Regions from separate parts of the Homo sapiens genome. Here all the other regions are linked to region 1. The links are chromatin loops, found by intact Hi-C in ENCODE. Cell type or tissue: Caco-2. All regions are shown on one strand.

Region 1 (8,000 bases):
CTTGAAGAAGAAACTTGTCTGTTTCAGTGTCTTTTTGTAGCAAGATTGACCAAAACAAGTGGTAAATAAGTCTGTAATATTTAACTGTCATGAAATACCTTTGCTAATAAGGAAATGGCCTCGGTTTGGATTAGGTGGAGTTTCGTGTGTGCGATGTGGGGGTGTATGTGTACATATATTTCTTTTTTTTTTTTTTTTTTTGAGATACAGCCTCACTATGTCGCCCAGGCTGGAGTGCAGCGGCATGATCTTGGCTCACTGCAACCTCCGCCTCCCAGGTTCAAGCGATTCTCCTGCCTCAGCCTCCCAAGTAGCTGGGATTACAGATGTGCAACACCATGCCTAGCTAATTTTTTTGTATTTTTAATAAAGATGGGGTTTCACCATGTTGGCCAGGCTGGTCTTGAACTTCTGACCTCAGGTGATCCACCTGCCTTGGCCTCCCAAAGAGCTGGGATTACAGGGGTGAGCCACCGCACCCGGCCCATATTTCCTTTTTTTATACTGGATAGCAATATAGGGTCTTGTCTTTCACCTTTTAAGTTCACAGAACAGTTTGTCCTGACCACACATAAGTTACCAGTATAATGTTTTATGAAGGTTTAGAAATGAGCTCCCAGAAAAATAATATTTTAATATCTACAAATAAATAATCTGAGGATGTTTCTCAATTCAGCATCAATGCTGGGTTGTGCCTTGTGGATTTCCATTGGCTCTACGTGCAAAAGATTAAGTTAGTTAGAATGAGGAAGACATTTTTAATTACTGTGAAATTCTTTGTTGTTGTTGTTGTTGTTTTTCTTTTTGTTTTGGGAAGGTGTCTCACACTGTTACCCAGGCTGGAGGGCAGTGGCATGATCTTGGCTCACTTCAACCTTCACCTCCTGGGTTCAAGCAATTCTGCTGCCTCAGCCTCCCGAGTAGCTGGGATTATAGGCATGTGCCACCACGCCCAGCTAATTTTTGTACTTTTAGTTTTTGGGATGGAGAGTCTCTGTCACCCAGAATGGAGTGCAGTGGCACCAACTCAGCTCACTGCAACCTCCGCCTTCCGAGTTCAAGCGATTCTCCTGCCTCAGCTTCCCAAGTAGCTGGGATTACAGGTGCCCACCACCACGCCTGGCTAATTTTTGTATGTTTTTAGTAGAGAGGGGGTTTCACCATGTTGGCCAGGCTGGTCTTGAACTCCTGACCTCAAGTGATCCACTCACCTCTGCCTCCCAAATTGCTGGGATTACAGGCTCCTGCCGTCTGACTTAATTTTTGTACTTTTAGTAGAGACGGGGTTTCGCCATGTTAGCCAGGCTGGTCTAGAACTCATGACCTTAAGTGATCCACCTGCCTCAGCCTCCCAAAGTGCTGGGATTACAGGCATGAGCCATCATGCCCGGCCAAATTACTATGAAATTCTATCCTGCCAGTGCTTTAGAATAACTTGCATTTTAAAGTACATTTGCACATTTTACATATAATGCTATATGGTTGTGTTTGGGCTTTGTGTACAGATGACTTTTGTTATTAAGTGGAAAAGGCCTGAAATATGCTGTTCTATGTTAAGTAAATTGATATAACCTAAGAAAAGATCTTGTTGCCAATTCAGAAACCATAACCTTAAATAGCATGCCTGGGTCTCCTCTGTATCTGGTTTAACATCTGCATTGAATATTGGTATTTTCCAATAATCTCCAACTAGCTTATTTATTTTGAAAAAAAAAAATAGAAATCTACGTCTACTTTTGCTTAAGTGGAAATACTTGAGTAATGCTTGGTTGCTTTTTTAACCTCAAGTCAGTAACTGTGAAAGACTGGACTTACTGCACCTAAGATCTAGAACCCTGAAGTTATCTAATTGGTGCTCATCACTGAGCTTGTGTAGGCTTCCTGAAGCCTATTCAGGGCCCTGTGTACTAGGGAAAAGGGTTGGCAGATCACAGTGTGTGGAGTATGCAGCCAGTAATTCTTTCTTAGATTCTCTCTCCCCTCTTAGAACCTCCCCTCATTTCCCAGGGAACATCTGTTTTCCATGAGGGCAGTACTAAGGGGGCTGAAGATTCCCACAGACATATAATAAAAGGTTCCAAGAGTAGGCTGGCGGCAGTGGCTCACGCCTGTAATCCCAGCACTTCGGGAGGCCGAGGTGTGTGAATCACTAGGTCAGGAAATGGAGACCATCCTGGATAACATGGTGAAACCCCCTCTCTATTAAAAATACAAAAAAAAATTAGCTGAGCGTGGTGGTGGGCACCTGTAGTCCCAGCCACTTGGGAGGTTGAGGCAGGAGAATGGCGTGAACCCGGGAGGTGGACCTTGCAAGTGAGCCAAAGTGGCGCCACTGCACTCCAGCCTGGGTGACACAGCAAGACTCTGTCTCAAAAAAGAAAAAAAAAAATAGATTCCAAGAGTAAACAAAATCCTCAAGTGTTACTGTGCAAAGATTATACTCACCATGTTTGATTTTTTTGGTCTCTGGTGGTCATCCCAGATGCATTCACAGTCATTTCTGGACCTTTAATGTAATCCACTGTTGTTATTAAATGAGCTGATCCACATGGAGTTACTTTTTGAAATCATGAAGTTCCTTATGAATGTTTGTTATTGTGTCTTAAATTCTTTAAATTCTTAAAATATGTCTTAACTCACTTAAAGATAAAAGTAAATGTTTCTGTGGTCCTTCTGGGAGTGGGGAAAGTTACAACTCCACAAATGTTAAGAGAGAAGGGTGAACAGTTAGCAGTCAGGCAGCATGGTTGGGAGTCATGAGGAAGAGCATTCAAGATGACACAAGTTTTGTAAGCAGACCTAAGGAACGGGCTGAAGAATGTTGTGGAGACCCAGGTACTTCGACTTAGCATTCTGAGTTCAGAGTTCGCCCAGGAGTTCCAGGCTTGTGGCAGGTTTAGAAAATCCAGGATGATCGGCCACCTTCTTTCTCCCAGAGGTCGATCTGATCTTAAGTTGTACCTGACTAAAACCTGCTGCAGGAGAGATGGTCAGATTTTATTTACACACAGGGAGATGGCTTCCTAAGATTGTGTAGTGAACCAAGAAGGTGTTTACAGGCATGTGAAACTGGCTATTGTAAAGAGGCAGTGATCTGGGACACGTGATGTTAGTTAAAGTGGAGGAAAAGGTGTACCCTTCAAGCAGAGGATTCCAGGGCCTCTCCAAACCGTACAAGTCTGAGCCAAGGGACAGAAATTCCATCAGTGGCTTGGAAGCCAAATATTTGCCCTGATACTGAGGAAGGGAAAGAGTGGAACGTGACCGTGGGATAGATAAAGGGTCTTCACAGGAATGCAAACAAGATGATAGGTAGAATCACCCATGAGATTAGCAAACAAATCACTTTAAGAGGAAAAAAGTAGAATAAAGAGAGTCAACCACAGGTAGAAAATGCAAGACTTTGGAATCCACAAGTCATAGATATGTATCTCGGGAAATAATCCAAGCACACATGCATGGTACTGATACACCTGTGGGAGAGTGAGAGTCTGGTTGTCCCGAGACTGATAGATTCACCCACCTGCTGGGCTCTAAGCCAGTTGGATATTTGCTCGAGAGACTAGATTCCTGTGGGCTGGTCCTAACTTTCCCAACTAAGCTCACCCTCACTTGAGCCCAAAGGACTCCTAAGACTCCATCCCCAGGAGGCATCCCCAGGTGAGGAGCTGGGCACTTGAATTGTCATGTGTACAGCACCATAGCCATTGTAAAAGGAGAACATCTCACAAGTCAGGAGTTACTGGAGAGACTGTTTATGACACACTTCTGGGTTCGATGGCCCTGAGACAATAAATTCATCCACATTCCTGTGGCCCAGTTTTCATGCTTTGCTCATGACATCCTCCCTCAGTGATTTTCTCCTGCCTTTCATAATCAGGTTTGATGAGCAAAGGTTAGAAAGTGCAGTGGCTTCCTGGGCATGTGCATTAAATAGCAATTAAAATGCAGTCCTGGTTCGGCTCAATGCAGCAGGTGTCAATCAAACACCTACAGTGTGTCAAGCTTGATGCCGGGGCGGTGGGGTACAGGAATGAGCAGACAAATGCTTCTGCCTTGGGAGCTTGAGATGAAAGGGAAGGAGAGCACGAATTAGACCTGTTTGAGGGGGTAATAGAAATTCAGATAAAACTGAGTAGGGTCCAGAGGAGAGATTCTTTCCACCTGAGAAGACAGCCTAGGAAAGGCTTTCTGGAGGAGGTGGCTTTTTAACTAGGCTTTAAGGGGTGGGTAGGAGTTTATTAGGCAGAGATAGTGGCAAAGGGCTTTCAAGGGAGGGCGATCTGTGTGAACAAGAGTGTGAAAGCAAAAAAGCATGTAAACAAAAAAGCATGGAGCATCTTTAAGAAATAGCAAGGAGTTTGCTGTGACTGGATCTGCTGGGATTGGGGGGTGAGAAGGACATGCAGGCCTGTATTGGTTAGGGACCTGGCAGGAAGCAGACTCAAAAGAGTTTCACTGAGCAGAATTGAATCAAGGGACTATTTATAGAGTTCAGCAGGGTAAAAGGAATCAGCAAGGGATGGTGAGGCACCCAGGGATGAATAACTGGGAAGCTATTAGCTCATCTAGGCCTGAACAGACAAGAGAGGGTGATGGGGTTTCCACAGTACAGTGAGGGCTGAGTTGTGGCAGGGAACCAAAAGGCAGGGCCTATGTGGCTGCAGAAGAACAGGGGAAGGGAGGGCGGGAGAAAATAAAAAAAAAAACCCAACCTCTGTCTCTTTCTACCATTAAGATCTACAGCTACTGCCTCTCATTTGCTAAACCCAGCCAAAACCAGAGGCAAGGAACCCTGGATCAGCCCTCCCAGTGCACAGAGCAGGACAAAGAAAGACAGAGGGTGAATCGGAGGGCAAATGGAGAGTGACTAGCACAGAGCCATATGGCATGAGGTGCCATGCTGAAAGGTTTTCTCGGGACATCAAGAAGTGTTGAAAAGATACAAAGTCTAGGAATGATGGCAGGGAAATTATTATTTATTTACTGAGATGGAATCTTGCTCTGTCCCCCAGGCTGGAGTGCAGTGGTATGATCTCAGCTCACTGCAACCTCTGCCTCCCAGGTTCAAGCAATTCTCTTGCCTCGGCCTTCCAAGTAGCTGGGATTACAGGCATGTGCCACCATGCCTGGCTAATTTTTTCATTTTTAGTAGAAATGGGGTTTTGCTGTGTTGGCCAGGCTGGTTTCAAACTCCTGACCTCAAGTGATCCGCCCACCTTGGCCTCCCAAAGTGCTGGGATTACAGGCATGAGCCACTACGCCCAGTCTATTTTGATAACATCTGGTGATACTGGTGGCTGTTGCTTAAGGGCATTATGGGAAATGAGAGGTAAGAATGGCTTCCACAGCCTCTAGCTATATACCAGCAGGACCATCTCCTGCTGTTCACACAAGCCTAGCCCTAGGCCTCTACATCTAGAAAGCATTGCCCGTGCATCTACCAGCCTTTCTTCCATGCAAGGAGGGCAAATGTGGCTGGCGGAGAAGGCACCTAGAATACCAGTGGCAGCTTCTCTGTCTCCCCACTATAATTTAGGACTCTTCTAATTGTAAGCAACAGAAAATCCAGTTCAAACAGGCTTAATCCAGAAAGGTGTAAGGAGGCGGGGGTGACATATAAAATTTATGGCTCAGATACCATAAGAGTCTAGAAACAGTACCTGGCTTCCAGTACAGGGGTTTAATATCATCTGGACCTGTTGTCTCCTTACATACAGTCTCTTTACACCTGTGTCATTTTCACTCCCAAGCAAGACTCTTCCCTGGTGTTGATACAGCTGCCAGCACAGGTCAAGGTTTCTTTTTCCCAGTTCCACACCCAGCAGGAGAGATAAAGTTTCTGATCCCTATTAGTTCAAACAAGACTCCATGGCCTTAGCCTTAGGCTAACTCAGCCCTGAGTCAGAGCTCCATTCCTCAATATAGTCTTGGGACCAAAGGAACATGGTGATCTGATTGGCTAGACCAGGGTCCCTCCCTCATCCTACCATGTTCCCCCAAGCTTCTGGACTACTTAGGGCTTCAGCTCCACCGTAAACAAATTGAGAGTTAGAAGGTATGCTGTTCACTGCAGGGACAAGGGATACTGTCCCTTAGCAAGAGCAACAGACCTGCCTTTTATCTGTTATGTTCTTGAGCTATTTCCTGAAAGCAATCAATACAACACTCATAAGTTAAATTTTATTGAATTCATAGTTACAAAAGCCAGGAAGTCGTTTAGTTATTAACCACATGGTTTGAAATTGATGGAATTGAGACAGAAATCACTTTAAAAACTGAGAGAGGGTGTCATAGTCTGTTCTGGCTGCTGTAACAACATCCCACAGACTACGTAGCTTATAAACAACAGACATTTATTTCTTATAGTTCTGGAGGCCAGGATGTCCAAGATCAAGGTGCCATTAGATTCCGTGTCTGCTGAGGGCCCACCTCCTGGCTCATGAATGATGCCTTCTAGCTGTTTCCTCACACAGTGGAAGTGGCAAGGCAGCTCTCTGGGACTCTTTCAAAAAGGCACTAATCCCATTCAGGAGGGCTCTCCCCTCACGACCTAATCACCTCTCAAGGGCCCCACCTTCTAACACCATCACATTGATGATTAGGTTTCAAAATATGAATTTGAAGGAGGACATACACATTCATACCATAGCAGAGGAGAAGAAAAATTAAGCATGTTTTGCCTTAAACTCTTAAGAATTCTACACACACACACACACACACACACACACACACACTACACTACACTACAGCTTATATTTAATGCTGAAAGTCTGAATGCTTTCCCCCTAAGAGCAGGAATAAGGCAAAGGTGTCCATTCTCACCATTTCTTTTGAATATCTCACTGGAAACCTGGGCCAGTGCAACAGGGCAAGAAAAAGAAATAAAAGGCATTTTGAAAAGAAAGAAACAAAACTGTCCCTATTCACAGATGGCATGATTTTCTACACAGGAAATCCCAAGAAATTACAAAATAAATTTTAAGACTAATAAGTGATTTTAGCAGGGCTGCAAGATACAAGGTTAACACACAAAAATCACTTGTTATTTCTATATGTTAACAATGTACAACTGAAAATGGAAATTTAAATACATTGTGTGACATAGCTCCAAAAGGTAAGGATTAGGTATGTAACAAAATATATATAGGATCTATACTCTGACAATTATAAAACACTGATGAAAGAAATCAATGAATGCCAAAGTAAATGGAGAGACATAAGTTGTTCATGGATTGGATGACTCAACATAGTAATGATGTCAGTTCTCCCATAATTGATGTATAGATTTAATGCAATTCTGATCTAAATCCCAGCAGGGATTTTTGTAGATATACCAGACAAGCTGATTCTAAAATTCATATGGAGGCAGGGTGCGGTGGCTCACACCTGTAATCCCAGCACTTTGGGAGGCTGAGGTGGGCAGATTGCTTGAGCTCAGGAATTGAACACCATCTTGGGCAACGTGGCAAAACTCTACAAAAAAATACAAAACTTAGCCAGGCATGGTGGCATGCGCCTGTAGTCCCAGCTACTTGGTAGGCTGAGGTGGGAGGATTGCTTGAGCCCGGGAGATTGAAGCTGCAGCGAGCCATGATCACGCCACTGCACTCAAGCCTGGGTGACAGAGTGAGATCCTGTCTCCAAAAAAAACAAACAACAAATAAAACTCATATGGAAAGATAAAGGCATTAGAAGAGCTAAAATAATTATGAAAAAGAAGAAAGTTGGAGGAATCATCCTATCTTATTTCAATATGGTTTTCAAGATATCAAGTGTAATATTGGTGAAAAGGTAGACATGGCAAAAACTGCAATTACTTTTGCACCAACCTAATAGATGAATGAAGCAGAACAGAGATTCCAGAAATAGACCCATAGAAATATGCCCAGTTGGTCTTTTTTATTTTTTTTTAAATTGAGACAGGGTCTCACTCTGTCTCCCAGGTTGGAGTGCAGCAGCATGATTGTAGCTCATTGCAGCCTTGAACTCCTGGGCTC
Region 2 (8,000 bases), 89 kb before region 1:
TTTTAAAAAATACAAATATATTATATACATTGTTTATATATGTAAATATATAGATGTATATATTTATATCTTATATAAGCCGACCTCACTTTGCAGAGCACAGGATCTAATGACTGCACTAACTAAAACCATGCAAAGTGGCCAGGTGCAGTGGCTCATGCCTATAATCCCAGCACTTTGGGAGATCAAGGCAAGAGGATCGCTTGAGCCCAGGAGGTTGAGGCAGCAGTGAGCTGAGATTGAGCCACTGTACTCTGGCCTGAGTGAGAGAGTGAGACACTGTTTTTAAAAAAAAAAAAAAAAAAAAAAAAAAAGCATGCAAATTGATCTTAATATTCAATGGAAAAAATTACAACTGTTCCATCACCTTTACAATTTTTTGTCAAAATTTTAAAACCTCTCTTACTGTTGGTTATAAATGTAAGGGAAAACAAAATACAGTAATATTGCTATGTAGTACACTGTAATATAAAACGTTAGGAATATTGACAAGTATCTTGTTCTAAAAGGTTTATAAAGATTAAACATTGCTTGCCTTCTTTTTGTAATATAAATAATATGAACTATATTTTTTATGCCTTGCTAAATTGTCATATTTCTTTCTAAATTTGGATCAGCTTCCATTATTTTATTCTTTGTACTTTCAGTGTTACAAAGTGACTCCAAGACTTCCTTAAATATGAAGTATTTGGCTGTTTGGCTGGTGTCACTTCCTCTGGGACACCTTCCTCCTTTTCATCACAACCATTTTTCTTATTAAGGTTGACAGACTCGCCTCCACTAAGTTCCTCTGATTGCATATCTAGAGTCTCTCAAATGGCAGCATGGTCAACATTCCCATAGTCAGTTTTTTTTTTTTTTTTTTTTTTTTAGATGGAGTTTCACTCTTGTTGCCCAGGCTGGAGTGCAGTGGTGTGATCTTGGCTCACTGCAACCTCTGCCTCCCAGGTTCAAGCGATTCTCCTTCCTCAGCCTAGTGATTTCTTCTATAACCCCATTTACGCTGACTGTGAATTTATCTGCCAGTGTTATCTCTGTTCCGTTCTTTGTTGGGCTTAATTCCTTCTCTCAATTATGCATTTTTGTAAAACGTCACATGAGTTTAGAGTTTATCACTGGAGACAGGCTACACAATTATACACTTTTCCGTCTATTAGTAAACTGAATAACAAATAGTCGATGACCAATCAAGGGTAGACTTTGAAGGGTATCGATTATTTATATAGTGATTTGTGGACTGAAGAGCCAGTAGTTAAGTTTGTGATTTATCTAAATGACTCACGGTTAACATGCTGTGGTGACTGAATTTGAACTGTGTTGTTGGGGACTGATATTATTTAACTAAAACATGGTAACTGAATTTTGTTCGTATCAAACCATGAAAAGCAAGGACTGTCTCTGTTTGTATATATGTACATTTATACACTTTGAAGATAAATCAATCATATTTTGTATACCATGCTTCACTTTTTTCTACTTAATGTATCTTGGCAGTCTTTTCATATAGTCACGTACCATTATTTGGATGTACCAACACTGACATAACCATTTTCTTTTTGGTAGATATATAGTTTGTTCTTGCTGTTTTGTAATGTCAACCAATGTTGTAATGAACATTCCTATACATGCAATTTGGGGCCCTTGTGTAAATACATCTGTAGGGCGAATATCTTGTAGTGAAATTGCTAGGTCAAAAAAGTGTGCATTTTAAATATCAATAAATTTTGTTGTCCTCAAAAAGGTCATCTAATGTTACATTCTCACTTACATTATGTGAGAATTCCTGTTTCACCAACCAGGTATCATTGAACTTTGTAATCTTTGCCTATCTGATAACAAGCCCAGGACATTTTGCTTGTGACTTTAAAGTGAGTTTTAGGAGCTTCCCCCTTTTCTCCAAATCAAGTTTATTTTTTATTTTGTAATGTGGATTGGTATATCTGTCAATATAGGTTTAGGGGTTGGGGAACAATTGATATTTTCAATGTGACAACTCTTTTTGTGAGGAAACTTTGCACAATATCTAGCATTCCTGGCTCCTGTCCACTAAAACCCGCTAACACCTCCAGTCATTGTGATAATCAAAAAACATTCCACACATATCCATCTTAGGAATGCACTGCCTAATTGAGAAACACTGGGCTAGAGGTCTTAATCTTTTTACTGAGACTTAACAGTCACTCATGAGCCATCCTGAACAAATGTACTGGATATAGCCAGATGTCCTTTGAAGAAGCTATTCTGAAAGTTAAACTCTGCTAGAGATGGCTGAGGCAATTTTTAATTCCACAAATATGTATTGCAAAAAAAGAGACTGGGCTTTAACTATTGAGGTCATTGGCCTCAGGAGGGAAAGATAGACATGCAGATTGTAGCCTTATGCAAGTCACAACATTGCCCAAATGGGTAGGTTAAAATTCGGATGTTACAGGATTTGCTCTATCTGTAAAACCTCTGAACTAAGTATTGGAAATGACTTTGTAAGAATTTGCAAAGACTAGAACAGAAATAAAAGTGGTGTAAAAACATATTGGACCAGGCTGGCCAACATGGTGAAGCCCCGTGTCTACTAAAAATACAAAAATCAGCTGGGCGTAGTGGCAGGTGCCTGTAATCCCAGCTACTCAGGAGGCTGAGGCAGGAGAATCACTTGAACCTGGGAGGCAGAGGTTGCAGTGAGCCGAGATCACGCCACTGCACTCCAGCCTGGATGACAGAGCCAGAGTCCATCTCAAAAAACAAACAAAAAAAAACATATTGGAGAAAGATGTTGATTCCAGAATTGGAGGGAGGAAAAATCTTCATGAAAAACAGTAGTATTTGAGTTGGGTCTTTAAGAAAGAGTAAGATTTCAAGTGGTACAGATGAAGAGAAAAGTATTGTATGTAGGAGGAGCAATGTGAGCCAGGACAGGGGATGGGAACATTCAAACCTTCTTCAAGTTGCTGCCCTGCATGGTAGAAATGTAGACTGTGAAGTGCAATCAACTCAAGATAAGGCTAGAGATGGTGGTGGAAACCGAATTGCTGAATCTTTTGGAAATATGACACAGGCCTTGCAATCTGTCATTAAGCAATTAGATTAAAATCCAATAAATTACAAAATACACCATTGCTGAGAGCTGGAATTTTAAAATATCTCAGAATTAGTTCATGAGTTTTGCTTTCTGACGTCAAATATGAGAAATTTGTGCTCCCTTTCTCTCCCAAATGTTTAATCCTTCTGATTACATCAGGGAGAAAGACTCCACTAGGTGCTCATCTGGGTTGAACAGCTGCTAATCTCTTTTGAACAAAAAGCACGAGCCACAGTGTACCAGTTTGTTCTTGCATTGCTACAAAGAAATACCTGAGACTGGGTAACTTAAAAAGAAAAGAGGTTTAATTGGCTCACCGTTCTGCAGGCTGTACAGGAAGCATAATTCCGGCATCTGCTCAGTTTCTGGGGAGGCCTCAGGAAACCTACCACGAAGGCGGAAGGCAAAGTGGGAGGAGCAAGAGAGAGGGAAGGGAGGTGCTACATACTTTAAAACAACCAGCTCTGGCCAGGTGCGGTGGCTCATGCTTGTAATCCCAGCATTTGAGGAGGCCGAGGCGGGTGGATCACTTGAGGTCAGGAGTTCAAGCCAATATTGTGAAACCCCATCTCTACTAAAAATACAAAAATTAGCCGGGCGTGGTGGTCCACGCCTGTAGTCCCAGCTACTTGGGAGGCTGAGGCAGGAGAATCGCTTGAACCCAGGAGGCAGAAGTTGCAGTGAGCCGAGATCACGCCACTGCACTCCAGCCTGGGAGACAGAATGAGGCTCTGTCTCAAAAACAAACAAACAAACAAACAAAAACAAAAAACAACCAGATCTCATGAGAACTCACTCACTATCTCAATGACATTACCAAGGGAGAAATCTGCCCCCATGATCAAATCATCTCCCACCAGGCCTCACCTACCACATTGGGGATTATTATAATTGAACATGAGATTTGAGCAGGGACACAGAATTAAACCGTATTACCCAGGTTGAGCACCGTCTACAGGGATCTGAACAGAAATACACTGAGAGTAGTTATGGGGAATTTAGAGCAATGTCCTGAAGCCTGGCTGTTGAAGGCTATCAGCTGTGGTGCTCACTCCTGGAGAGGGGTCCAGGCATGTGTGGTTCAAAAAAACAAAATCACTCCCAGGTAATTCTAATGGGCAACCAAAATTGAAAACCACAGATTCTCAAAGAATCACTGAAGAGGGGGCCACATGGAGAGGAAGATGCAATTTGAGAATCAAGTCCACTGAGTGCCACATTTGCAGAATAGGCCAGGAGTTTTAAGGAGTTTAAAAAGAGGGGACATCATTTTCTTCCATCACTGAAGCCATATTCTATTACCTTGAGTATCTTATCTGAGACCATGTATATCCCACTAACCTAACGAGAAGAAGGATAATTAGATGATTATCTAGCTAGACAAGCATCTTGAACCTCAAACCATTACTCGTAAGGTGCTGTGATCCAAGGAAAGTATAATTAGTCACCACTTAGTATCACGTTAAGCAAGCCAATAAACTCGGGGGTAAGGCAGGTGGGGAATACCAGAGCATGTTTACCATTTGATCTGCTTGTTTTCTCTCCCTAATGTTTAATCCTTCTGATTACGTCAGGGAGAAAGACTCCACTAGGTGCTCATCTGGTTGAACAGCCGCTGATCTCTTTTGAACAAGAAGCATGGGGCCCCAGTGTACTAGTCCATTTTTGCATTGTTACAAAGAAATACCTGAGACTGGGTAAATTACAAAGAAAAGAGGTGATATTACATAGGTTGAGTATATAACATAGAAAGATGGATTGCACCTTGCAATTACAATAAAACTAGTCCATGTATAACATCTAGTTATAATAGCCACCTGAAATTGTTATATATTTTCCCCAAGCTATTTATATCTCCCCCATTAAGAAATAGAGCCTTCATTTTTGTAGCACTTGCATGAATATTTATTTATTCTGGTCTTAGAAAGCATTCCAAAATTTTAAAAAAGTGTCTGCTACCAAAGTTGCACGTTCGCTTCTGCACTGCTGACATATTAAGAATTTTTCTGAGGCATTGAATAGTGAATTTGACATCTTCACCAGCACTGAGTTTCCCTTTAATTACTGTCAGTGACTGCTGACTTGTAAAGCACTGTGAAAGCAATAATCTACATAGCAGTGGTCTTTCCAGTTGATATTCATGAAAGGCTGAAATAATCTCTGTCATATGACAGGACCAGCTTACTAGTGAGCCTGCTATCCCACAGGACTCTCTCGTCCCACAGGACAGGAAAGGGGGTCCATCCAAGACAATTCACCAAGGGCAGGTGGTGAAGGCAAGCCTGGTTCCAACTGAAAGATGCTGTCAAGCAAAAGACATTGGCTAATAAAAGCTGCTGATGCTGCTATGAAAAAGGAAACCAAAGACAGCCCAAAGAGAAAGCTGGCTGGTCTGATGGAAGTCCCAATGCACTGATCCATCATACCTGATCAATTACAGGTGGTGTTTGTCTCTCTCAGGTTTAGCGGCGTTTCATCATTCAAATACTTATTCAGTGTTAGTTGTGGGTGAGGCACTCAATGGATTTCACCAGAATAAAAAGGACCTCACCCAAGATACAGTTGTCACTGGAACCGGCAGGGGAAGAGGGTGCTCTCATTTATTACTGCATAGCTCACTGCCTTGTCTGCAGAATTCACTCATTCATTCAGCAAACTTGTTCTGAGAATAGTGTTAGACACAGAAAAGTCCCTTCCTTTCTTCCATTCACAAATATGTAAAGAGTACCAACTATGTCCTAGGTGCTAGTGTTAAAATAGTGAACCAAACATAAGTGATATATTCTACTGCGGGAATTCTTAACCTAGGATTCAGGGATGCCCCCTAGAATGCATGGATCAGCTTCAGGGAGTCATTAAACATGAGTAGGAAAACAATCAGATGTTTATTTTCAGTCATCTCTAACTGAAATTTAGCATTTTACTCAATTGTGAATGCAGGCAACAAACCACAGCAGTAAAAAAGGTCCTGTGCCTCTGTCACCAATAGAAACCACAGACATGTTCATATCAAGTTACAGTGTTTGCAGATTTCTCAAAAAGTCAATTGTGTCCATCACCGCTCAAGAATTATGGTAGGTTTAAATCTTCCACCAGATTTTGTGTTAATGAAAAAGCACATATGTAACCATATCATAAATTTGTATTTCAACACTTTGATGATTGTATTTCAGTATAATTGGTCTTCTTCATAATCCTATGTGTTTTATTTTATGCATTGTTCTGAGAAAGAGTCCATAGGCCTCATCAGATAACAAAGCAAACCTTGGCACAAAATGATTATGAATCCTTGTCCTAGTAAGACAGACAGGCCTTAAATAAATAATCTTACAAATACATACTTACAGACAGTGCTAAGATCTCTAAAGAAAAAGTCCATGTATGTGAGATGATAAAAAGAAGACATGGTTTCCCCAGGATTTGGGGTTAGTGGGCTACCCCCAGGAGTCTAGTGGGATCCACCTGGATTCTGTTTCCCCTGGAAAATATCACATTCTGCTGCAGTCAACCAGTCCATAAAAAATATCAGTTACATATCTCTCCTGTGCTAGGTCCTATATGAGCACTGGGGACACAACATCTCTGCCTGCCAGTCTACCGGGGGAAGTCAGAGCAAACCACACATGAGGAAATACAAATCTCAGATAAGCTCAGTTAGAGATCAGAGCCCTGAAGAAAGTGAAGCAGGTTAATGAGATAAAGTGTGAAAGTCAGGGAGTGCTGGGGGCGGGGCAGCCCAGGGAAGGTCTCTTGCAGAGGTGATATTTGCACTGAGACCTAGAGGAAGAGATTTGGGGGATACATTTAAGACACAAGGCAAAGACCCTGAGATAGAAAAAGTAAACCCTCAGTTCCTTTGAACCCCAGGACCCAGACTTCTTAAACAGTGGTCATTGTTGCCTTGCTATGCCCTGTTTTTGGAGAAAGAAGCACATCACAGGAGTCAAAAGAGAAAATTAGGTGTGTTCTAAGGGTCAGGTGGACAGAAGGGGTCAGAAGCAGCAGTGGGGACATGGATCGAGTGCCTGAGTATATGCCTCCATAGGTGGGGTCCCCTGAAAAAGGTCAGGGGACCCTCCCTACCTCTGGGCAACTCCGATCATTTCCCAGCCCAGTTCATCACCATCTGCCTTTTAAACAACAAGTGCCGATTATCAGAGAACCTCCTCAGGTCTGGAGAGGATCCACAAATATTTGTCATCTGACGTCACAGACCCCAAGACCCCTAATTTTCAGGGAGCTGAAGCTGAAACTAAACTCCACCACACGGAAGGGCGGCTATTTCCCTCTGAGTTGCATCTTAGTCTTAGCTCCCAAGGCCTCCTGGTGGGCACAAGAGTTCTACTCAACCCATCTTTTCCCAGCTGGATCCAGAGAAAGCTACTCATTCCCCCAACTTCCCACACCCCTCCCCCAGACCTTTAGAAAAACCACTCTCTTTCCCAATGAAAAATGACACCAAAGCTCCTATCTGGCAGCAGCCTACAGGACATCACTTATACCTTATTAAAACCCACAAAAACCCTCTCTAGCAGCTATTAAACAAGCTCGTATAAGGGATTTATTTTTGAAAAACCAATAATTTCTAGAGGATATCACAAGGTCACAGAACGTTCAGCCCAATGCCCTATAATAAATATTGGCTAAGTTATTGCACAAATGCCATAAGGGGTACATGGAATCATTTTTATTAAAAATGAGCCAACTGCTTCTATCAGGCTATCTTTCCTGGTATTTCTAGACCTTCGGCTACCTTATTCTTGTTCATAACATTCACACAAACACATACTTATAATGTCAGAAGAAAATCAGTGAATATTTTGCATCTCTTATAAAACATTGCTAAACTTTAATCTGTAGTGAGGTGGGAAATGTGAGCTGATGACCAAACAATGACCCTAATCCACCACAAAATAGTGCAAAC
Region 3 (8,000 bases), 120 kb before region 1:
GACCTGAGGCTGCCAGACTTAATGTGAGAAAGCAAGAACTGAAACGAGTAGAAGTAGGCCTCCCACTGGCCCAAGGCCTAAGATTTCATTGCACTTGCTTCTTGGCATTAACATTCTGTAGAACAAGTTTCAGAAAAAAACGCTTAACGAATTTGCAAGCACAACCAAACTCCAACCAGATTGCATTTTTTATTCACCTTTTACAATCTCATTCATTTTCCATAACATTTGGAACTGCTGTTTGAAAGTTTAATTTTCCTTTTTATCTACTATTTTCTTATTATTGACTTAAATTATTCTTGATTCATGGATAAGCAAACTAATGTGGGTCTACCCTGAGTCATTTATTATGTATCAAAGATAACATAGAACTCTTCACTTCTGGCAGAAGCTGTTTAGTAATTACTTCTAATTACTAACAAATTAAGAACAGCATGTGCTCCAAAAGCAGTTTCTATACAAGCTCAAACCTGGCTATATTTCAACACTTCTAAATTCTAATTCTCTGGATGCAGAAAAAAATCTATTAAGATGGTTAAAAGGAAATAAAATCTAGATGTATAAGTCCAAAAGAAGTCTCCAAAAGTCCCCTATAACCTTTCTTAGGTAATATGACTTGATCATCTCCATTTGAACATTTACTTCCAGAAAAGTAGATTTTTGGGATAATCAGCCTCTTTGTGTTGATTGACCACAAACTTCTATGTTCAGAAGTTTACATTTTAATTAAGAGGGAGGTATTGAATGGTAACTGGATCTCCAGTAGTTGAAATGGGCTTCTCCTTGTCTAGAATAAAGGCCTTTGTTAGCTAGGTGGTCCTAGAGAGAGCACGAACCCCTCAATTCCTCTCCTTCAAGACTTACAGCCTTAAATATCCATGGAACTACCCCCACTTCTCAGGGAGTTTGTGTGCCATTGGCTGCCAATCAGTCATGTCATTTATAGGGCAGATGAGAGTAGTCTCTTTTATTTCCCACTTGGTACTGAAGAAGTTGTGGCCTTTGGGGGTTAACCAGTTACTGCCCAGCACACTGTACACAGATCGTGCCAATGAGGTGTACACGTTTTCCTCCTGCTCACTTTGTGGAGCACACTGGTGGTGAACACAGGGTGCTGGACCTTATAAGGGGTTTCCATCATGGAGGAATCTTTTGAAACAACAGCAGTGCTGCCAGAGGTGGGAAAACGGAACTACTTTTTAGATAATACTGTTCAGTTAGCCAGGACTCACCTTCACTGGAAAAAAAAAAACTTTTTAGAAATTCCAAATGAAGATAAAAATTTATTTTCTAAGTTGTCAATATCAGCTTTGTGTTCTTTAACAAGGACTATTACTCATGGTTGATTGTTTGCCAATGGCATTGAAATTGTTTCTTTTTCTCTTTCTTTCTCTCTCTTTCCCTCCCTTCCTTCCTTCTTTTCTTCCTTACTTCTTTCCTTTATATAATATATATAAAACCTCTTTCCTTTATATATAATATATATGTATATATATTTATGACTCTCTAATTTCTTCCCTGGACAGCAAGATGCCACCCACTGCCTTATCCCTAACCTAAATCATGGTCTCCCAGCTTACTGCTTATTCAAGGGCTAGGTAATAAATTCCATTTCCTTTTTAAAAATTTCCTTCACCAGCTGGTTAATATCCAGAGTCACGTGTCTTCCTCTTCCTACGCTCCCATGTCTCCCACTCCCACCCACTCAACCTCCAGCCCCGTGTACACATCCAAAACATATCAGATAGAAGACTTTCCTTTCCTTGAGATCCAAACTGGGAACCTGGAGCCAGACACTGTTGCACAACATTGGGTCCTAACTGTCATTGTAACGATTTTCAACTCACCTGTCAGCATTCAGCTATACAAGCTTCATAATGTTGCCCAACAGAGGCGCAGAAACCAAGGGCAGATGCCTCAGCCTTTTAGAAGTTGCTTGTAAAACAATAGTGGAGCAATATATTTTGAAGTGTGTTTTGAATTTCTTAAAAAAGGAAAAATCTAACACTCCTCAGAACAGTTTACTGTACACAGTGAACTCTTAGCACCTAGGATCTCATGGGTTGCAGTGTGCCTGCAGGACTGTTTCTGCATTCCCTTCGATTTCCCACATTCCGTTTCTTCGTGGATTCCCTCTGCAGCTAAAAATTTCAAGGATTTTCCCAACCCCAAAGATAGAAGTTGATACCTAAAATCCAAAAGCTGCATTTTCCAAGCAATATAGATGTTAGACTCCATGAACCTCAGACTTAGCCTGGGCTTCTAGAAAATACAGTTCTTGGCCAGGCACAGTGGCTCACGCCTATAATCCCAACACTGTGGGAGCCTGAGGCCGGTGGATCACCTGAGGTCAGGAGTCCGAGACCAGCTTGGCCAACATGGCATAACCCTGTCTCTACTAAAAAATACAAAACTTAGCCAGGTGTAGTGATGGGCACCTGTAATCCCAGCTACTCGGGAGGCCGAGGCCGGAGAAATGCTTGAACCTAGGAGGCAGAGGTTTCAGTGAGCTGAGATCACGCTATTGCACTCCAGCCTGGGTGACAACAGTGAAACTCCATCTCAAAAAAAAAAAAAAAAAGAAAAAAGAAAGAAAGAAACAAAGAAAGGAGAGAGAGAGAGAAAGAAAGAAAGAAAAAGAAAGAAAGAAAGAAAGAAAGAAAGAAAGAAAGAAAGAAAGAAAGAAAGAAAGAAAGAAAGAAAGAAAGAAAAGAAAGAAAGAGAAAAGAAAGAAAAAATGCCGTTCTTTTTCCTGGTGCACAAGGCTCACCCCAACCCTGAGCCAATCCCGAAAGAGATTCTAATCTCCTGTACCACTTACCATCTGTACCAATCATGCAACACTTAGCAGAGAATGCTTCAGGACACAAAGAAATATATTGAGATCCCTATTCCCATCTATTTATGGCATCTTTGCTGCCTCATCACTCATGGCCAACCAGTGACAAACTACCTCTGGGGTGAGAATTTATCCCTTCTGCAAATGCTTTATTTGGATTATTCCCTTTATTGTAACAGCACATGTCCACAGTAGAAATCAAGGGAGAAAAACAAGAGAGAGAGAATAAAAACAGAATCTCCTCTAATCACCCTAATCACCCTACTCAGAAGGAGCTTTGGTTACTAAGCTATATTACAGTTATCTCATTATAATAATAAAAATTGTGTCTATACATGTGTATTATAGGGCTGCAATGAACATTTTCATAGCCAAATCTTTTGTGTGTAGCCAGGAATATTTTTATTTTTGTTTTTATTTTTATTAGTTTTTCTTCATTTTCTTTTCTTTTTAAAAAAAATTATGATTTTTTTAAATGAAACACTTCACAAATTTGCATGTTATCCTTGTGCAAGGAGCATGTTAATCTTCTCTGTATCATTCCAATTTTAGTATATGTGTTAACGGTGGAAGGTGTACAGATTCTTGGCGTGTTGAACAAAGAATTGGACAACACACACAAAGAAGGGTTTTAATGAAAATGAAAGTACTCCATGGTGTGGGAGCAGGCCTGAGCTTGGGAGCTAAAAGGTCCCGTTACAGAATTTTTGGGAGTTGAAATACCCCCTAGAGGATTCCACTGATTACTTGGGGTATGCCCTATGTAAATGGAAAGGATGACATAAAGTTACAAAGTCATTTACTTGGCTCTATTCCCAATGGAGAGGATATTCCTGTCATAGCTAAAGTGTGAATTGGCCTTATGTTCCCTGCCTCCAGACCCTATTTTCCTGCTTCATCTCCCCACTGAGAGATGTGATCCCCATACATTTTATGAGAGTCAGAGGGACCGATGGTCTTTTTTCTGTAACTGCTTCATGCTGGCTTGGGGCATAGTCCCTGTTGAGGATCACAGAACTCTCACCCTACTCTGTCTATTGGTGGCAGGGTAGCTCCTTAAATGGCCAGGGGTGGTGTCTTCACCTGGAACTTTTGTTGCATGATCATCTGAAGCTTGATGGTCTCTAGGCAACAGGAAATGAATTTGGTTAAAAGATTTAATGGCAACTTCAGGGAGCGGATACCTACGCTGTCAGAAATGTTTGTTATAGAGATGTGCAGCAGGAAAAAAACAAAACCTGGACTGTTCTAGAATCTCTGTGCTTCCTTAAAGTCTTAGCATGAGCAATTCTATTTTGGTTTGGTTTGTTGGGGCCTAGTGTATGAGCTCAATCCAAAACAATGGCCTCCCAGAATTTTTTTTTTAATTCCCCCTTTTTTTGGTCAGGTTCTTACTTACATGAGAGTGTGACCAAAACTTACGGCCTTAGTGCCACTCTCAGTTACCATCATTTTGGGTTTCCGATTTCAGCATGTCATTCATAGGTTACGGTGTCCTCACGGTTGCACATTTCTTTCAGCTCTTGTCGTTCAAATTGGAGACAGACTATATGACATTCTAGAGATGGCTGCATGCAAGCATTTAAAATTTTTGAGAGAATACAGTGCAGCAGGGAGACTATTACTATGACTATTGGGAGGATAATACCAAGAGTTTGGAATATGCTCCTTATCCAGGGTCCCCATAAACCAAATCTCCTAAAATTAAATAGATCAAAGAATGAGCTAGGTAGTTCACTCATTTGACTAAGCAATTTCTTCATCAATCCCCTACCACTGAATTTCTATAATCTTCATTTGATGTATTTCCCCATAGGCCAAAATTGCCAGCAGCTGTACAGGTACTTTTCTGTTTAGCTAATTCTATTATTTAACATAACTTTCACAAGAGAATTTAAAAGTCTGTTGTGTAACTGTAGCCTTTACAGCAGAATTTGTTATAGAACCTTTCATGAGGGATACATTTCTAATCATTGCTTCTTTTATTTTAAACTGTGGAAAAACGACCTAACAAATGATGCCCTTTTAGAAGAGTGAAGGCCTTCTGGCAATGTTCTCTTTAACCCATGATGTGGGTTAAAAGGAGCGAACCAATGTTTTGTTTTTGACTGATTATGAGGCAACACATGTACCATTAAAGTTTCTTACCTGCATTCAGCCTTTGTCTTTTATCTATCAAAGTATAAGGTTATCCATGCGTAAGACTGGCTACAAACCCCTTCACAAATAAAAGTATACCCATAAGTGCACATAACAGACCCCTTTTCCACTTCTATGTTCATAGAGGAATAAGCAAGCAAAAAATATTAAAAGATAAGAGTTTCATGATAATAGAAGTAAGTCTTAATCTGTGAACTCGGGAAAAGCTGTTCACATCAAGGATGCCATCCTCTTCTTGGGAGAAATTTCCATGGTTAGCTTTACCTCCAGGGTTTATCTTAAGAGTAGAGAGGCAGGGCCAGGTGTGGTGGCTCACGCCTGTAATCCCAGCACTTTGGGAGGCTGAGGTGGGCAGATCACGAGGTCAGGAGTTCGAGAGCATCCTGACCAATTGGTGAAACCCTGTCTCTACTAAAAATACAAAAATTAGCCAGGCGTGGTGGCGTGTGCCTGTAATCCCAGCTACGCAGGAGGCTGAGGCAGGAGAATGGCTTGAATCTGGGAGGCGGAGGTTGCAGTGAGCCGAGATGGCGCCACTGCACTCCAGCTTGGGTGACAGAGCGAGACTCCATCTCAAAAACAATAAAAAAAATAAAAATAAAGTGGACAAAAAATAAAAGTCTCCAGAATTCATAGTACAATATAAAATCATCTAACATATATGTAATTGAAGTCCCAGAAGAAAGAGAGTAAGAATAAAGCAGGAAAAGTATTTGAATTAATAATAGCCAAAAACATTCCAAATGACATTAGATAGCTTTGGGGTTGTAAGCTGCTCCTGGAACAGAAGAGATGCTCCAGATCACACATTTGGAAAAGCTAAGCTCTTAGATTTTTCAAGAAGTCAGAAAGTGAAGAAAAGGGGATAGGGTAGGGGTACCAACAATTGCTGATTTTAAGGGGATTCTATATACAAAATCAAAGCAAGAGCACTTAAGCCGACTGAGGTGCCACAGCCTCCGTAAGCCTGAATTGGATGAATGACCCAGCAGCTACTGAGTACCTACTCTGAGCTGCATGTTTGATGTGCATTAACTGACTGAATCATTAGGAAAACCCTGTGACATAGGTATTAGAGGCTAAGAGCAATTCAGTAACTTGTCCAAAGTTGCACATCTGACAAAGGATAGAGATGAGATTCAACCTCAGGGCTAATTTCGAAATCAATTCTCCTAACAGCTCTGCTACCCTGCCTTCATCTAGGTTGCTAATTCATGAATATCTCTTCCCCTTCAAGGAAGTACTGGATTTCCCTCCTATACAATGTAGGGCGTGACATGACTTACAGCCCAGAACTCGTAGGTTGTGAGGGAAGGGGATTCATTTTGCCTGGATATCGCACAGTGCATAGAGCCACGTGGGACTTCCAAAGGCTGCTGGAACTAAAAAGCCCTTGTTGGTGAAATATGGTCCTGTAGAGTCTGCATTTCCAAAGGTTCTTGGATCTTGAACTAACTAAAAATTTAGAGTTCAATAGAAGAATCTAAATCAAAATAACCAGCTAAATATACTTCTTAGTCCTGGACACTGGAAGTATGCTAACTTCTGCCCAAGACAATCACATCACGTCAAGCCAGAAAGCCATATTACAAAAACACCTGCATTTGAGGAAAGACACACAGACGGCACCGCATACAGACATACAGGTGCCCAAGTGCAGTGAATAAGCAGATGTCCAAGAGGGAGTGAACAGTTCAGATCAATTCAACAATAATTTGTTGAACATTTGCTATATTTCAGGCACTCTTCTATTGGTTTATCCTGCCAGGCAGCAGTGCTCGACATCAAGAATCTGTGGCAGATACGTAAGAAGCAACACAGTGTGATAAGTAAAATGAGTGACACATATAGAACGTTCTAAGACAGTGGAGAAGGGAATTATTCACTCATTCTTTCTTTCATTCCATCAACACTTCCTGAACAAATACTATGTGCTGCAATGGGCTAAAACCCAGACTAATAAAAAATTTCTGGCAGAGGAGAAAAGAGAGACATTTGAGGTAGAGGGAACCACGGACATGTATAGATGCCTGAAAGATCATGACATGTTTGAAGATCTCTGAAACATTCCAAATTGTGGAGAATAAAGTTGGAGGGGGAAAGCAGCAGCCGCAGCTGAAGTATGCAATCACTTCTATGTATTGAGAGCAATCATTCATAATATGCATAGGGTGCAATACTTTGCACTATGTGCAGGAAAGAGCATAAGTAGACTTTGTGGCAGTCTAAACCCAGATATTGTTTTTATATATTACGTACTTGATAAAAGTCTTTTTTTTTTTTTAAACAGGGTCTTGCTCAGCCTCCCAAGCTGTAGTGCATTGGAGCATTCATATCTCATTGTACCCGCAAACTTCTAAGCTCAAGTGATACTCTTGCCTCTGCCTCCTGGATAGCTGAGACTATGGGCACACACCATCATGCCCAGTGGTACTTGATAAACTTCATAAACTGCAAGTAGGGTTTATACGCTTATACCCATGGGAGTGCCCAGTCTCTCTGGCCTCATACAGATATCTGTGGTGACCCTCTGAAGAGGGTGAAAAGTCAAGGGAGTTAGGAAATCACCTTTCTCTCAGGCTAGAAGATCCAGAGTTGGTGGTGGCTCTTCCCCACCCAGTAGTCCACTGTGGGACAGGACAGATACTCATCCTATACAATGGGGCTACCTCTCCTTATCCTAACTTTCTACCTTCCTTGGACTCCGCTGGGACAGGGTTTAGATCACTGTCTTTCTGAAAGATTCATGTATGACCCAAAGCAGTAGAGAGCTGGAGGCAGAAACAGGAATCGTACCTTTTTAAAAAAGTTAATGCCCTTTCTTATGTCTCAGAAGGGAAACAAGTTCTCCACATTGGGGCCTTTGAGAAAGTATCTCCACAAAGGCTTGCTTCCTGCCTATTTCTCTGTCTACTCATCCTCCTGTCTTCTCCTCTGTTTGGATGTCATTCCTCTCCATCTCACTCTCCCTTTCTATCTCTGCCCACCATCGCTGCCAGGA

The links. A loop is a pair of places that touch in the nucleus more often than their neighbours do. Peaks named below come from ENCODE experiments on the same cell type or tissue, not always from the same donor. Only the 100,000 strongest peaks of a DNase experiment are listed, where the experiment ranks them.
Region 2: a loop joins it to region 1, with 9 times the contacts of the local background. A loop is called at or near these places in 2 of 110 quality-filtered maps.
Region 3: a loop joins it to region 1, with 3 times the contacts of the local background. A loop is called at or near these places in 4 of 110 quality-filtered maps.

The regions. Positions count from the first base shown.
Region 1 is chr9:4,504,864-4,512,863 of GRCh38, forward strand. The region is part of intron 1 of SLC1A1 (solute carrier family 1 member 1); the gene reads left to right. Among named protein-coding and RNA genes, the nearest start is that of SLC1A1, 18 kb to the left of the region's middle. RefSeq lists an enhancer at 1,892-1,951. In Caco-2, no CTCF peak of the experiment used is centred here; DNase peaks (open chromatin) are centred at 3,178, 3,518 and 5,878.
Region 2 is chr9:4,415,966-4,423,965 of GRCh38, forward strand. It overlaps a transcript of GLIS3 not described here. Among named protein-coding and RNA genes, the nearest start is that of SLC1A1, 71 kb to the right of the region's middle. In Caco-2, no CTCF peak of the experiment used is centred here; a DNase peak (open chromatin) is centred at 3,536.
Region 3 is chr9:4,383,102-4,391,101 of GRCh38, forward strand. It overlaps a transcript of GLIS3 not described here and the pseudogene RNU6-694P. Among named protein-coding and RNA genes, the nearest start is that of GLIS3, 87 kb to the left of the region's middle. In Caco-2, no CTCF peak of the experiment used is centred here; no DNase peak of the experiment used is centred here.